2 separate regions of the Homo sapiens genome follow, and region 2 is linked to region 1. Evidence: chromatin loops called from intact Hi-C (ENCODE). Cell type or tissue: endothelial cell of umbilical vein. All regions are shown on one strand. Links, peaks and the distances in the headings refer to the core of each region. The heading gives the core; the rest is flanking DNA.

Region 1 (5,365 bases), core at 95-5,094:
CCACTGCACTCCAGCCTGGGTGACAGAGCAAGACTCTGTCTCAATTGAAAAAAAAAAAAAAAAAAAAAAGGACCGGGCACGGTGGCTGATGCCTGTAATACCAGCACTTTGAAAGGCTGAGGTGGGCAGATCACTTGAGGTCAAGAGTTCGAGACCAGCCTGGCTAATATGGTGAAACCATGTCTCTACTAAAAATACAAAAATTAGCCAGGCATGGTGGTGTGCACCTGTAGTCCCAGCTACTTGGGAGGCTGAGGCAGAAGAATCGCTTGAACCTGGGAGGTGGAGGTTGCAGTGAGCGGAGATTGTACCGCTGCATTCCAGCCTAGGCAAGAGAACGAGATTCCATCTCAAAAAAAAAAAAAAAAAAAAAGGAGAAACAAACTCCCAGCAATTCATTAGCCCCTGTATACCAGGTGCTGTTACCTAATCTTCACTGCCCGCTCTAAGGCAGCTGTTACTTCCGCATCTCACAGATGAGAGGGACATACATGGTTCAGAGCATTAGGCCCTCTCTGTGGCCACACAGCTGGCAGGTGGTGAAGGCAGGCTCTGAGTGAGGGCTGGCCACCTTTTCAGTGTGCTGTGGCACACTGCCTCCTGTGCATGGCCTAGCTGGGAATATAAGACATTGCTGTAGTTCCTAATAGTATTTTACGTATTACACAATATCGGCGTATTACAATCTACCAAACATTTTCACGTTCACTGACTCAAGTCATTCACTCATTCATCATTCATTAAATATTTCCACCTATGTAGGCTGGGCCCTGTGCTGGGTGCTGGGATGCAGCTCTGGACCTGTCTAAGGCCCTGCCCCATGGAGCAGTCTAGAGCTGTGCTGGCCAGTGTGGTGACCACCTGCTACCTGTGGCTATTGAGCACTTAGTGGCTAGTGTGACTGGGGAACTGAGTGTCAACTTTAGTTTTAAGTAATTTCAGTTTACCTGGCACATGTGTCTAGCTGCGACTGGGTTAGACAGAGAAACTTGCCAGGAGTAACTTGTCAGGTTTGTTTTCTGTGGTTTCATTAGTTGAAAAGCTTTCCTCTGGCTTCTGTGGGGAACTGCAAAGACCTTTCCTCCTCTCTTTCTACTTGCCAAGCACAGAGAGGATGGTGATCAGGGGGCCTCCCTCGTGATTCATGGAAATTACATGGGCATCAACACCGTAAGTTTGCTTCCTCCAACATCACAGGTTTCTTGGTGGCTTGTAAAGTCCTCCTGCGTGCTGGATTCTGCACACAGGCCCTGAGCCCCTTGTTCTGAGGTGCACTGGATTTTCCTGAACTTATGTGCTCAGAGATGTCTGTGGGACTCAGCAAAGAGGGTGTGCTTCTCAGAGGCTTGGTTGGGGCCGGGGGAGAGCCCCCAGAGGCCATCTCTTCAGCTCCTGTGCTGTGCAGGTGGGGAGATGGAGGCCCAGAAACCTGGGTGACCTGCCCACAGTCACACAGCAACCAAAGCTGGGTTGAACCAAGGAACCCTCTGTCATCAAGGACTTGAGTGTGTGGCTGGGCTTCCCCAGGGGCTCTGAGATGGGCAAAAGCAGCTGGGCTCACCATGCGCTGCTCTGCAGGATGCTATCCTGGGACTGCCAGGCAAGAAATAGGACCCAGGTTCTGGTCCTAGCCCCACACTGCCCTGCTGTTTGACCATAACCTCTCCAGGCCTCAGTTTGTTTGTCAGTAAGATGAGGACGCTGGGTTGTCTGATGACCTGGAAATCCCTTCCACATTTGACTTTATGGTCCATGTGTATCACCAGATCCTGACAGCAAACCACTTCCATGGACAAAGGACAAATAAATTGACTTTTTTTTTTTTTTTTTTGAGACAGACTCTTTCTCTGTCACCCAGGCTGGAGTACCGTGGCATGATCTCAGCTCACTGCAACCTCTGCCTCCTGGGTTCAAGTGATTCTCCTGCCTTAGCCTCCCAAGTAGCTAGGACTACAGGCGCCTGCCACCACGCCCAGCTAATTTTTGTATTTTTTAAGTAGAGACAAGGTTTTACCATGTTGACCAGGCTGGTCTTGAACTCCTGACCCCAAGTGATCCATCTGCCTTGGCCTCCCAAAGTGTTGAGATTATAGGCATGAGCCACCACGCCTGGCCGAAACTGACTTTTAAGTAGTTTCCAAGTGGCAGGCAGGTCTTCAGACTCCAAATGTTTTATGTTCCCTGTCATGAGATGGGATGTCTGTGAGTGCAAACCCCCCCAAGGTATCCTTGGATTCTTTAGGCTGGGGCAGTCTCCTGGATTTCTAGCAGGGTCCCTGGGACTTGCAGGGGGAGGAGGTGTTGTTATAGAGCAGCCACGTTTTCTGCCTGGGTTCTCCTCCAGTGAGGGGTGTTTGTGAGAACATTGGAATCACAAAGTGGCCCATGGCGGAGAATGCAGCCAGAACAAAGGCGCCCTCTCCCCGCCGGGCCCGGGGAATACTAACTAGTTGACAGGAATTTTAATATAAAACTCTCCCTCTTCCTTGTCATTCTGAGGTTTCAGGAAGCCTTCGGGCTTATCGTGCAGAGGCACACAGCACAGACAGGGCTTGGGGAGGTGAGAGGTGATTTCCTGCCATTCTTCTGTGGGGCGGGCTTCCCAGGGTGCTCATGCCAGGCTGACGGGTCCAGTGCGGGCTCCCGCTGCTGGGGGAGAGCTGGGTTTTCATGGGGCGGCAGCCGAGGCAGGACCCGCAGCCATGAACCGCTTCAATGGGCTCTGCAAGGTGTGCTCGGAGCGCCGCTACCGCCAGGTGGGTGCTTGGCCTCTTGTGGGGAGCCTGTGGGGTGTTCAGGGATAGGGGTAGAGGGACCATCTGAGAAGGATCTCGCTCCTCACAAGGTCTTCTTTGACCTTTCCTGCTCCCTGCAGGCTCACTTGGATATGGGGAGGAGGATAGAGACAGGAGCTGGACCCAAGGCCCCTTTAGGGCCCAGCTCTGTATGGAGTCCTAACCACTGGCTGGGTGGTGTTTTTGGTGAGATAATCCAGCTAGCTTTCTGTTCTTTTTATCTGGGGAGGGGCTGTGGGTGTGAGATTGAAAATGCCATGGTTGCTGAGCAGCTGGGAGCAGAGTTTGTATTTTTGCTAACTTTTCCTGCTTCTGACAGGACAGCAGTGCCCATTCTGCCCCCTGTGCGTGTATGTTGGCACGTGCTCATATGTGAGATCGGGTGTTTTCGTGTATATGTACATATGTATAACTTTCCTCTCCCCTACTGCTGATGCCTCACTATGGCTCAGGATTCCTTTGGCTTTGGAATCCAACTTTACAGTGAGGGTTTGGCCTCTTAGCCTCCGGTCTTAGAAAGGGGGAAGACTGGGCCATTATGATCCCATTAGCTCCCCTGAGCCTCTTCTAGAACTGTGATGGGCCATTTTTTCTCATAAAATAGGAATGGGGTTAGGGATGGTGAAGGCAAGTGATATCTAATCTGGAAGGGAGTTCTGAAATTGTCCTGATTTTAAAAAATCACATAGAGAAGCCCCTCTATTTGTTTTAATGACCAGATTGGACTGTGGGTCTTGACTCCTCTGACTGGCAGTGCTTAGGTCCCAGGGAGATGCCCAGAGGGGTCCCTGCCCCCCCACCTGCCTGCTAGGGGATCCAGTGTTTTCTCTCTAGCCCTCCCCCGCTCTCAGGTTCTGCCCTTCAGGCCCCACTCTGTGTTTCCTGCCCTCATGGGGCTGGGAAAAGCAGCCCCTGCGACACTAGCGTCTGGATGGCAGAGTGGTGAGACAGAGAGAGCACTGGTTGGGACATCTAGTAGTCCTTGGTCACCCTGGGGCTATGGGCTAGAAGACTGGGCATGCTGGCTGTCAGAGTGGGGCCAGGAGCAATTGTGGGCTGGACCTAGGGCTCAGGGACTCAGAGTTCAAGATGGTTTCTGTGTTAGAAACCAGTGCAGAATTGAGAGCAGCAAGCTTTTTGTCAGGTCTGAGCTCAAATCTAGCTCTGTTCCTCTTTAGCTGTGGCTTTTGAGCAAGTCACTGTTCCTCTCTGAGCCTTTATCTCCTAGTCAGTAAAATAGGATAATGAAATCCAGCGATGGTGCCATGGGAGTGAATAGGATGATGTGTGTGAAGAGCCTGGCTCAGTGTCTGCTGTGCATATTTATCTAGGAGGTGTTTAATACATGGCAGAATTTGGGGATTACAGTCTAGGCAGGACAGAGGAACAGAAACTAGACAGGAGAGCAGAGGTAAGGGGCTGGCATGGGTGAGACCTGGGAGCAGTGGCTGTTCCTGCCCTGGACAGGAAAGAGCGAGAACCACCCGCAGGAAGGACAGGCTCTGTCAGAAGCCGCCAAGGCCTCGGGGCAGGGCTGCTCCTTTCACCTCCAGGTCAGAGCAGGGCTGAGAGCCGGAGGGTGGAGGGGGTGGCACTTCGAGTCTTATCTCCTTGTCTGTAAAATGGGCATACTCATTCCCCTAGGGGCTGCAGGGATGGTCAGGTTCTTTGGACACTACCCTCTCAATGTGGTCAGTGATCATGGTGGACAGAGTGTAATTCTGCTTCCTCCGAGCTAGGAGGTGAGCTTGCCTCCCGGCACCCTCTCCTCTTCCCCTCCTTCACACTCCCATCTGGCTTGGACTGTGGTCTGGGCTGGCACTTCTTAAGCTGGTGCCCAGGAGGGTGAGGGGCCCCCAGCCCACAGTCCTGCTTGGATGTGGGGTCTGGGTGTGGGAGGAGGAGGCTGTTTTCTTGGAGCACACTCCTCCCCAGACCCCACTCTCCAGTTACTGCCCCATAACTGGCCATCCAGAGCCCAGGGTGCTGGGATGGGTTTTCTATGCAGGGGGCTTTGGCCCTGGATGGGGTAGGGGTGGGGAAGTGCTGGATAGGCTTTGGGACCCCAGCTTGTGCTTGGGTTGAGGGTTGGCTTGTGAGGCCCCTAAAAAATCCCCGCTGGTTCCATGGAGGGGGCCAGGCTCCTGGCGTCTTCCCTGGCCTCAGGCGGGCCCGGCAACTAGTGGCTGCTCCTTTCCCCCAGCTTTCCACACTCGTACCCGCGTTTGTTTTTCTTTCTTTCTTTCCATTTTTTTCTCTTCCTGTCTTAGCTGCGTGTTTTCCCAGAATTCTTATGGGAACGGGGTATTTTCCTGCCTCCTCCCCCTTCCCCTTGTCTGTCAGGTTTCCTGTTTTACAAACTTGCTTTGAATCCAGGCCCGGGGCTGGTGGGAAGCAGAGCCTCAGAGGTCCCTGCAGCTTCCAAGGCCCTTGGTCACTCTGAGCCCCCTCCCACTCACCTTCCTTATGCCTGGCCCTGGGATGGTGGGTAGGTGAATGAGTGCAGGTGCCTAGTCTTGCAGGGACAACCCTCAAAGGAAGGAGACAGAAGTCTCCTGACAAGGCTTGTG
Region 2 (5,365 bases), core at 98-5,097, 170 kb after region 1:
GCATGGTGGCAGGTGCCTGTAGTCTCAGCTACTTGGGAGGCTGAAGCACGAGACTTGCTCGAACCTGGGAGGCAGAGGTTACAGTGAGCTGAGATCATGCCACTGCACTCCAGCCTGGGCAACAGAGTGAGACTCCATCTCAAAATAAATAAATAAATAAGTAAAATGTAGCCAAGTTTTGAAAACCACTGCTTCTTCCCCTGCCTCAGGGATGGGCCTGTGAACCAAAGTGGGTCCATCAGAGTCCTTCCCTGGGGGAATTTGCTATAGACAGAAGATGGTCCCCTTTAAAGGCTGTGAGGGGACTTATGTTAGCCAGCAGCACTCAGCCCCGCAGTCAGCCCCTGAGAGGCTGCTCCTGTCCTCAACCCTCTTCCCCGCTGTTCTGGGTCATGTGGAGCCCCCAGAATCACTGAGCTGCTTTCTGGACGTGCATCTTTGCATATGGTATTTCTTTCTCTTACCAGCGCTTCTTTCTCATGAAGTCTTACTTAACCTCAGAGATTCAATGGGCATTGCGTATTCTGGGAGAGCATCCTTGCTCCCACCCTGCCGTGGGCTGGGCTTGGGGCTACTCATCTGGACTCATGCTTGTGTGTTCTTCTCTGAGGGACTCAGCGCTGCCTTGTAATCATCTGTCTGCACACCTGTGCTCCCGCAGGCTGCGGGCTTCCCTAAGGCAGAGTCTGTGCCCTGTTCTGATGTATCCTCCTATGTTTAGCTTGCAATCTTTGCTTCGTGAATGAGTCATTTTTTAGCTCCCAGGAGCACTGGGGGGATCACCTAGCAACAGGGGCAGGAGCAGGAGCTCATCTGCTTCTCAGTGCTCCCAAGAGAGAGGGAGAAAATGAGAGTGGAGAGAGAGTGTGTGTGTCACAAAACAGCGGAGAGAGAGAGAAATGTCGTCCTTTTTAACTAAACTCTCTGTTCCTTCCCTCACTGGACAGACATTTTCTGTGCTCCTTCCTACTCTGAACCAGACAGAGAAAGTTTCTCAGAGATGAGCTATGCAGGAGACAATTAAAATAAAACTATCAGGCCGGGTGTGGTGGCTCACAGCTGTAATCCCAGCACTTTGTGGGGCCAAGGTGAGTCGATCACCTGAGGCCAGGAGTTCGAAATGAGCCTGGCCAACATGGTGAAACCCATCTCTACTAAAAATACAAAAAAAATTAGCTGGGCATAGTGGTGGGGGCCTGTAATCCCAGCTACTTGGGAGGCTGAGGCTGGAGAATTGCTTGAACCTGGGAGGCAGAGGTTGCAATGAGCCAAGATTGCACCATTGCACTCCAGCCTGGGCAACAAGAGTGAAAACTCTGTCTCAAAGATAAGATAATAAAATAAAACAAAACAAAACAAAACAAAACAAAACTGTCAGTCACCTGGACTTTCAGAAGACATAGTGGGCTATTCGCAAAGCGAGATTTTTCTGGTGAGTATCTCAATTACTCACTCTCTGGGTCATGGCCAGGCACTGCTTCCTCAGCACGAGGCACCACCAAAGACCTGAGAAATAGGATCCCTGGAGTAGTCTTCCGACCCCTTGGAGGCCTCTACGAGAATACCTGTTACTTTTCTCACCTGGGAATATTCCAACATGTGTAGCCCTCATACTGCAAACACCATAGCATTGCTTCTGAGTTTTCTCTGTGCGACCCCAAACCAATGTGGTCCCTCTGTCTGTGGGCTAAAGAGCAATCAGAAGAGCCATGAAAAATGACATTTTCTTAAACCTTGTGTTTTGTGAAAACTACATGTTATAGAGCTACCCCCCAACAAAAGGAACTGATGAACAGGAATACACAAAGGGGCTGTTTTGGTTAAGATCATAAATCCAACTCAAAACTAGCTTAAGCAAGCAAGGTAATTTATTGATTGTATCAGAAATGTGTTTGGCTACGAACAAAAACTCTGACTACGGTTGGCATAAATAAAGGTTTTCTTTGTCTCACATAATGTTCAGAGGTAGAGCCAGGCGTGGTGGCTCACACCTATAATCCCAGCACTTTGGGCGGCCGGGGTGGGTGGATCACTTGAGGTCAGGAGTTTGAGACCAGCCTGATGAACATGGTGAAACCCCATCTCTACTAAAAATACAAACATTAGCCAGGTGTGGTGTCCCGTTCTTGTAATCCCAGCTACTCAGGAGGCTGAGGCTGGAGAATTGTTTGAACCCAGGAGCGGAGGCTGCAGTGAGCCTAGATTGTGCCACCACACTCCAGCCTGGGCTACAAAGTAAGACTCTGTCTCAAAAAAAAAAAAAAGTTCAGAGGCAGGCAGTCCGGGGCAGGAGAGAACGCTCAGCAACCCCTCCTCTCTTTCTGCCCCATTGTCCCCAGCCTGGTCTGTTGAGGTTGTGAGGCAGCTGCAAATTCCTAGCCCTTACTCATAGGAAGGAAAAGAACAAAAATAGAAAAATGGAAGGAGGTCCACAGCCAGTTCTGATGACGTTTCTATATCAGTGATCTGTTTCTGCGTGACTAATCATCCCCAAACCTAACAGCTAAAAACCACCACACATTGTCGCTGATGAGTCTATGGGTTGGCTCGGAAGTTTTGCTGATTTGAGGCTGGCTTGGCTGATCTCAGCTGGGCTCGGTCATGTGTCTGTGAAAGACTGGTCTTCCACTGGGACCGTCCGATCTAGGATGGCCCTCTCACGTGGCTGGTGTTGGCGAGTTGTCAGCTGCTGGGATGTCTCCCTTCCACCAGCAGGCTAGCCTGGGATTGCTCACATGGTGACTGGGCTGGGGTTCAACAGAGGGAGCAGACATATCCAAAAGCTCTTGAGACCTAGGCTCAGGCCTGGCACAGTGTCACTCCTCCCACCTTCTATTGCCCCAAAGTCGTGAGGTCAGCTGAGATTAAAGGTGGAGAAATAGGCTGGGCATGGTGGCTCATGCCTGTAATCCTAGCCCTCTGGGAGGCCGAGGCAGGCAGATCATTTGAGGTCAGGAGTTTGAGACCAGCCTGGCCAACAAGGTGAAACCTCGTCTCTACTAAAAGTACAAAAATTAGCTGCGCGTGGTGGCACGTATCTGTAATCCCAGCTACTTGGGAGGCTGAGGCAGGAGAATCACTTGAACCTGGGAAGAAGAAGTTGCAGTGAGCCAAGATCGTGCCACTGCACTCCAGCCCAGGCAACAGAGTGAGACTCTGTCTCAAAAAAAAAAAAAAAAAAGGTGGAGAAATAGACTCTACCTCTCTCTGGGAGGAGCCACAAAGGCACCACGCACTGGGTGGTGTGGATAGGTGTGAAAGTGGAGTGTGGTGGCCAAGTGACACAGTTTGGCTGTGCTGGTTCACAAGGGCACCCTTAGCTTCATCAGGGCTTGGAAAACTGAGCTGTGAGCAGTTTCTGCCTCTATAAGAGAAGCCAGAGGAAAGGGGATCAGAAATGAAGCTGGGGCAGCCGGTCGCCAGCCTGCTACAGTCACCGACCTGGGAGATGGGTGGAACTAGCTGACAGCAGGGGCTCAAACAGGGTCATCTGGGCATCTCCCTCCATCGCTTGGCTCTGCTCAGCTCTGTGCTGTAAAGTGTCAGCTGAGTGAGTCACCAGCAGCCCCGACCTACCTTCTCCTGGCGCCACAAATCCAGAGGAAAGAGGATTTCTTTTTCCCTATTTCCCACCATTGATTGCAGGGAAACCTCTGACTGCTTTTGCCTGGTCAGGCGTCTTTTCCCTAAAAACATCTGTGGAGTCAAGGGCAATGGGTGCCGTAATGTCCAGCCTGGATCATCCGCTGTCCCCTCTGGCTCCTGGGGGGGCAGGTGGAGGTGGGGATCATGACAGACACTCTGCCAAGGCCGGATAGACAGCTGGAGTTGCCCAAAGGGACCAGAACAAGTGAGAGAGGAGAATGCTGGGCACACAAAGCCCACGGCCCTCAGCCCCTGCAGGGGCCACGTAGATGGACAGCTGGGAGTGGTGCTTTTGAAGAGTAGCCTTGGGAGAGAGGGAGGAGTGAAAGCTGGCATGTGGGAGCTGGTTGGTGTTTCACAATGTCCCATGTGCTCTGATGTGAGCTGGGTTGTGGCTGAAATCCTGCATCCTGGGGAAGGGCTGGAGAGCCCTCCTGGAGGGCCCGGGTGCCCCTTGTTTGAGGCACCTACCCTTCCGTCTTCAGAACCACAAAAGCACTTAAGCGTGGGTGTCAAAAACCGTGAATGCCCCGAGAGAGGAGCTGACACCATTTCCACTGCAGCACAGCTGTGTGCCCTGTGAGCGTGTCCAGACCCCAGACCTGCTGCATGGGCTTGAAGCGCCACAGACAGGCACCTGGTACAGAAGGTCGGACAGAGTGGAGAGTTCCAGTCAGCGAGTTCCTCGGAGGGCTGCATTTCAGGGATGCCTAGGGCTGCTCTGAGAAATAGAAAAAGGTTCTGTGATAGAAGTTTGGGGAACGCTGGGTTGAAGAAAGTTCACTTATTCATTCATCCAACAGATATTGATTATTTATTACATACCAGTGTTCTAAGGGCTGTGAGCACGCAAGGGAATAAAATAGACAAAAATCCTTGCTTGGGTTTTACAGTCTAGTAAGAAGATTGAAGAGTTTTCTCTTCTGCAGGACTTCTCAGGGCCTTTAATATACAAATGGGCATCACCAAAAGGGGGTAAGGCAGGCTGTGTTTCCTAGAGTTATTGAACCCCAGAAACTCTTGTTGTGAGGGGGCACTTATAGAATTGTTGTTTTATGAAATAGATTTTGAGAAACACTAACATCATCCAACCTCTTGTACAGATGGGGAAATTAAGACCATAGTCAACGTCGTTGGGCAGAACTGGCACTGGAGCCAATGTCTCCTGACTCATGGCACCGGGCTCTTGCACATCCTTTCCCTTTGATTCCCACCCTCCCTCCCTTCTTTTTCCTTCCTTCCTTCCTCTCCTCCTCCTCCTTCTTTTTCTTCTTTCCTTCTCCTCCTTCTTCTTTCTTTCCCTCCCTTCCTTCCTCCCTCCCTTCCTTCCTTCCTCTTTCTTTTTCTTTCTTTCTCTCTCTTTCTGTCTCTCTCTCTCCTTCCTTCCTTCCTTCTCTCTCTTCCTTCCCTTCTTTCTTTCTCTTTCCTTCCTTCCCTCTCTTCCTCCCTCCCTCCTTTTCTTTCTTTCTTTCTTCTTTCTCTTTCTTTCTCTTTTCTTACTTTTCCTTCCTTCCTTTCTTTTTCTTTTTCTTTCTTTCTTTCTCTCCCTTCCTTCCTTTCTCTTTCTCTCCTTCCTTTCTGTCTCTCCTTCCTTTCCCTCCCTTCCTTCCTTTCTTTTTTCTTTCTTTCTTTCTCTCTCTCTCCTTCCTTCCTTCCTTCCTCTCTTCCTTCCTTCCTCCGTTTCCCTTCCCCTTCCCCTTCCCTTCCTTTCTTCATTCTT

What was found. Hi-C counts contacts between places; a loop is a spot of excess contacts. Peaks named below come from ENCODE experiments on the same cell type or tissue, not always from the same donor. Only the 100,000 strongest peaks of a DNase experiment are listed, where the experiment ranks them.
Region 2: it touches region 1 in a loop (3-fold over the local background); 1 of 110 quality-filtered maps calls a loop at or near these places.

Annotation. Positions count from the first base shown.
Region 1 is chr9:113,498,875-113,504,239 of GRCh38, forward strand. All of the region lies in intron 8 of RGS3 (regulator of G protein signaling 3), which reads left to right. Among named protein-coding and RNA genes, the nearest start is that of RGS3, 38 kb to the left of the region's middle. RefSeq lists enhancers at 4,450-5,092, 5,093-5,365. In endothelial cell of umbilical vein, for the core only: no CTCF peak of the experiment used is centred there; DNase peaks (open chromatin) are centred at 2,507, 3,855, 4,115 and 4,225; H3K4me3 peaks cover 2,818 bases; H3K27ac peaks cover 3,844 bases.
Region 2 is chr9:113,673,178-113,678,542 of GRCh38, forward strand. All of the region lies in intron 2 of LOC105376223 (a long non-coding RNA gene), which reads left to right. Among named protein-coding and RNA genes, the nearest start is that of ZNF618, 200 kb to the right of the region's middle. In endothelial cell of umbilical vein, for the core only: no CTCF peak of the experiment used is centred there; DNase peaks (open chromatin) are centred at 1,464 and 2,454; H3K27ac peaks cover 2,228 bases.